Linked DNA regions of Mus musculus: region 1 is linked to region 2. Evidence: chromatin loops called from intact Hi-C (ENCODE). Cell type or tissue: heart. All regions are shown on one strand.

What was found. A loop is a pair of places that touch in the nucleus more often than their neighbours do. Peaks named below come from ENCODE experiments on the same cell type or tissue, not always from the same donor. Only the 100,000 strongest peaks of a DNase experiment are listed, where the experiment ranks them.
Region 1: it touches region 2 in a loop (2.7-fold over the local background); 4 of 42 quality-filtered maps call a loop at or near these places.

What each region holds. Positions count from the first base shown.
Region 1 is chr6:88,757,157-88,759,656 of GRCm38, forward strand. The region is part of intron 2 of Mgll (monoglyceride lipase); the gene reads left to right. Among named protein-coding and RNA genes, the nearest start is that of Gm26588, 16 kb to the left of the region's middle. In heart, CTCF peaks have their summits at 959 and 1,508; DNase peaks (open chromatin) are centred at 1,625 and 2,125; H3K27ac peaks cover 1,285 bases.
Region 2 is chr6:88,811,592-88,814,091 of GRCm38, forward strand. The region is part of intron 5 of Mgll (monoglyceride lipase); the gene reads left to right. Among named protein-coding and RNA genes, the nearest start is that of Abtb1, 29 kb to the right of the region's middle. In heart, a CTCF peak has its summit at 1,496; a DNase peak (open chromatin) is centred at 630; H3K27ac peaks cover 495 bases.

The sequences.
Region 1 (2,500 bases), 54 kb before region 2:
CAGCCCGTGAGGCCTCTGTCTTTCTTTGTGTCCACCCCAATTTGCTCACAGCCCCACACTTGCCTTGAACGCCCCAATGTCTGTGGTTCCACCTGCTCACTCTCTCTGTTCCGTTTCTCTACAGAAGTGTTTGTCTGTGTGGTAAATGGGGTCATCTGTGGGTGACAGGAGGCACTTTGGGCTGATGCGCAGAATGGAATTGGGTGCTTTTCTGCACAATTGAGTAAGTAGCCTCCAGGACTCTAGAGGATGCCCTAGAGAGTTTTGTCCATCCATCCACCCATCCATCCATCCATCCATCCATCCATCTGTCCGTTCGTCCGTCCATCCGTCCATCCATCTTCCCATCTGTATATCTATCATCCATCCATCCTTTTTCCAACTGTCCTTCTCTTCATCTGTTCATCCATCCATCTGTCTATCCATCCACATGGCACTTATGGCTAAGAGGCTGTGCTCCTGGGTATGAGATTCCCAGATGAATCTGTGGAGTGTAGTCGCCCTCCCCAAGGAACAAAGGATCCATTATACCACGTTCTGACAAGTGCTGGGTGAACCAAACACAGTCAGAGGTTCTAGGACCTTGTGGGGAGTGATCAGCTGCATGGGAAGCCACCGAGGGTTAGAGGTCAGCTCACACCAATGTCGGAGGACATAGACAAAGTTGGGGCACTGGAGAACCAATATATCTTGTGTGGTTGGAAGACAGGGTAGGAAAGTGGGGGGGGGAGGGGGCAGGGGCAGGAGGCCAGAAGAGTAAGTGGTTGGTGTGGAGAGGGGCAGAATCATAGCCTGACCTGGTCACCCTCTGTGACATGACCACGTGCATAGTTTTGTCTTGTGATTGCTTTGTGTGGTGGTCAGAATTGCAAACCTCTCTGGGTTCAAAATCTATTGTCTGTGTGAGCTCAGGGAAGTTGGTTAGCCACTCCGAACTTCTCTCATCTGTAGCACCGACACTAAAACAGCACCACCTCAGGTGAGGTTTGGTTTTGGTTTTGGTTTTTTGAGGGCTCAATGAATTATGTTGTAATAATATTCTTAGACCCAGCCAGCCAAGTGGCAGCTGTCAACATGGCTGCTGTGACCGTCATGTTGGGCTTTCCCCCACAGCTCCTTAGTCCATGGTCACACCTCAGTGAGGTCGGCGTTACTGATCCATGTCGCAGAGGACAAGTTTATTTCTGTTTCCTCTAGATTGTGTGGCCCTCGGCAGGTGTGAATCTGTCCTTATCCTCTGGCCTGGGAAGCCCTGCCAAGGAGGGAACAGGGGTTCAATTTGGATTTCAACGGAGCCCAGAAGGGATCCAGCTCAGTTCCACAATCCCACCAGAGGACCAGCAGATGCATCTTTTTTAAATGTTTACAGCCATAAGATTGGGAGGCTGTGGAGCGGGGCGCCTGGGAATATGCAGGAAGGGAGAGCACACACCACCCCTCGTTGGGGGGAAGCCCTTGGAGACACTGTGGCTGGTGTCTGAGCTTCCCCAGCCTGAGTGGCTCCTAGGGGATGGGAACTAGCACTGCACTCCTCTGACTGCACGTCCCTTCCTGTGGATGCTGGTGCCTCTCCAGCATTGCCCTGATAAATGAGCAGAGCACCTCCTCCATCCTACTGGTTATCAGCCTTGATATCTTTGAGTACACGTGTGAGCAGGATGGAGCCAAGTCTCCCCACCCAGAGCTAGGAGGGCACCAGGCCTTGATCCACAGATAGGCAGAGCAAGTAAAGCAGGGCCCACAGAGTCTAAAGTCCTCTGGGGAACAGATGGGAGAGTCCTGGTCCTCTCAGTCCTGGGCTCTGTGCCCCCAGGAAGCTATGGTTGGTGGTTGCTGTTTGTTGCCTGTCCATCTTCCCAGGGGTCTTGCTTAACCTCCTGGAGCTGGCAGCTGTGGGGGGGATGATAAGAATGTGATAGTCTGTGGTCACAGGTTGTTTTTCTTACTTAACCCAGGGGTAGGTGAGGCAGAGGAGAAAAGGCAGAGGGAACTCAGAGCCTTTGGGCACATTTCTGGGCTGTAGAAAAAAAAAATCATCACATCCAAAAGCAACTTGGAGAGGAAAGGGTTTACTAAGGCGCACATATCCTGAATTCCACAATCCACTGAGGAGAGCCAGGGCAGGAACTCAAATGGGTGGGAACCTGGAGAGAGGAGCTGGTGGAGACGCCATGGAGAAGGGCTGCTTTCTGGCCTGCTCATTGTGGTTTGCTCAGCCCGCTTTCTTATAGAACCTAGGACCACCAGCCTAGGAAGGACACCACCCACAGTGGGCTGGGCCCTTCCACATCACTAAGAAAATGCTCTACCGGCGTGCCTATAGCCTGATCTTACGGAGGCAAGTTCTCAACTGACGCTTTCTCCCCTCAGGTGACTATAGTTTGCATCAAGTTGACCAAAACCTAGCCAGCACAGGGCCCTTATCTCGTTTCTGCTATTAAAAAAAAATTCTGGAATTTAGAAATTAAGGGTGTGGAAATCAAGGTCGGTGGAGGTTCAG
Region 2 (2,500 bases):
AGCACCATCTGCTTTTTACACTGAGGCTCTGTTCAGACAAGCTGGGATATATTTAGCCCCGGGAAGAGACTGAGGACAAAGACAGCAGTGCCCAGCACTCTCTGCTGAGGAAGTGGTTTCACGGGGGCGGGGGGGGGGCGGGGGGGGGGGACGGCAACAGCAGAAATTTAGAGACCAAAATTGCAGAGAACCAGTCTCAGCTGCTCACCAGCCCAGGCTGCCTCTCTTGAACAATCTCTCTGTGTCATCTGGCATCCCTTCTTTTTCTAGGAACCTTAAGGAAGGCAAAACTTCCCGGCCAGGCTGGGCTGGGACCGCCAAGGTTGTCTTCAGTGGGAACTATCTCCCTATGAGGTCCCTGGGGGTGGGGGTGGGGGTGGGGGTGGGTATCTAGCTCCCTATGAGGTCTCTGGGGCTACTGAGCAGGACTTCAGGGTGTTCCATTCCCAGTTCTTGGGAGCCTCTAGCTGAAGTATGGGGAGGGGCTAGCTCCAGGAGACCTGTCTCACAGAGAGCACTGTTTGCTCCCGTGCCACCTGCAAGAACAGGAAATGACTCCCAATTAGAAGACCAGGAAATGAGGCCATTGTTTTTCTCAAGGTCGGTTTGATTACTGCCTGGGCCACTGAGCCCCTTTCACCCTAAAGCATGTCCCCAGGTCAGCTTCCTGTGGGCCAGAGCCTACTTCCCATCTGAACACCCCAGTGTCAGTGGACTCCAGTGGGCTGGAAGGGATATGGAACGGGGTGCTGCAGATGAGAGTGCCCTGCACGGGCCAGTGGGTCAGCCGCCATAAGCTACAGGTGTGACTCCTTCAGACCCACAGGCACCTGTTTTCTGAGAGTTGGGGTTCAGATTTCCAGAATCTGAACTTGAAAAGCAAGCTCAGAGCCATCGGAGCGTGCTCCGAGCCACTGGAAAGGCACAAAACATTCTATTGCTCAACTGGGCAGGATGCATTCCTGCCCAGAACAATTTAAAGTTACCCTAGAGAGCCTTGCCAGGTCACAGCTGTAGCCATCCCGTGGCCTCCGTGCAGGCCAGCTTTTGGGAGCCACGTTAGAACGAAGGGGCAGTAACTACCTCTCACAGCAAGTTCTTCTGGCTGAAGCTTAAAAATGATCAGAGGAGCTATTAAGACCTTTCAGATCAATAAAGGCATTTATGCACGTCTCTACTATTTACAGTGATGGGTACTGCAGTTGATTCAGAACTGTCCTCAGGCTGTGACAGAGACTCAGGGCAGACATACGGACGGACAGACACACACACCTTCTCCAGGCCTTGCTCATGAGGAGAGCAGCCACAGTTGGGGGAGAAGTACGTTTATAGGGCTACATTACAGATCGCAAAGCTTCAGTCACAGATCCAGTCATGGGAGTATATACCTGCCACCCCAATTCTCCAAAAGTGAAGAGCGGGTGGTAAGTTGAAGGTTAGCCTGGGCTACCCTGTGAGTTCCTGTCTCAAAAACCATCAGAAAAGTTGCAAGCCACACACTTCTCCACTAGGGGTGCTGTTTGCTTTTCATTCAGTTAACCAGCAAGGACCAAGCCACAAGTTCTGCAGGGGAAACACCAGGAATCTTAGAGGAAGCTTGATTGTCCCCATTTGTAAGCAAATAAAATAAAGAAAACAGGTTACCATGTGATGCAGGTATTACCACTTGTGGGAACTTAGACAGAGATGTCTGCACACCCAGGTTCACCGCTATAGGTGTCAGTGGCCAGGATCCAGAACCAGCCAAGTTGCCATCAGCAGGTGACTGGATCAAGGAAATACAGTGTGCTCACACAATGGAGTCTTTCTTACTCAGGCACAAAGAACAAAATTATGTCACTCGCAAGAAAATGAGTGGCACTGGAAATCATTGTGTGAAATGAAGTAAACGCAGAAAGACAAATGCCACACTTCCTCTCATATGTGAAAAAAGCACACATGTATATGCAGAGGCGCACGGTGTGAAAGTAGAAAGGGCACTTTTGAGAAAAGGAATAGGCTGAGCAAGAAAAAGGAATGGGGAGCAGGAGCGAAGAGTGGGGGTAAACACAGGCAAACTACGCGGCAAACTTGAAAGAAATGTCTGTAGAAGCCAGCACGTTTGTAAAATGACCACATGCAAATATATACTAATGAAGGTTGTTATAACGAGACTTTCGCAGGGATTCAGACCCAGAGTTAACACCCAGTTGTGATCCAGTTGGGTCTGACTTGCCTGCTGGGAAAGGTGGGCAGCTCGTAGTCTCCCTCTTCCTGAGCTGCGCCCACGCTGTCTCCACACCCTGCAGGACAAATTGCACATCACGAAGACCTCTCTTGAGAAGGCTGCCGAAGTGTCAGTGACTTGGATCCCGTATGCTTTCCACCTGTGGGTGAGCACGGCCCCACCCTCTGTCTCCTGGGAGAATCAGGGGTGCGTGCTGACACACTGTAGCGGTGTGGCCTGCTGCTGTGGCCAAAGCTTAGGGGTGTGATTGCAGCTGCTTCTAGGAACTGTCTG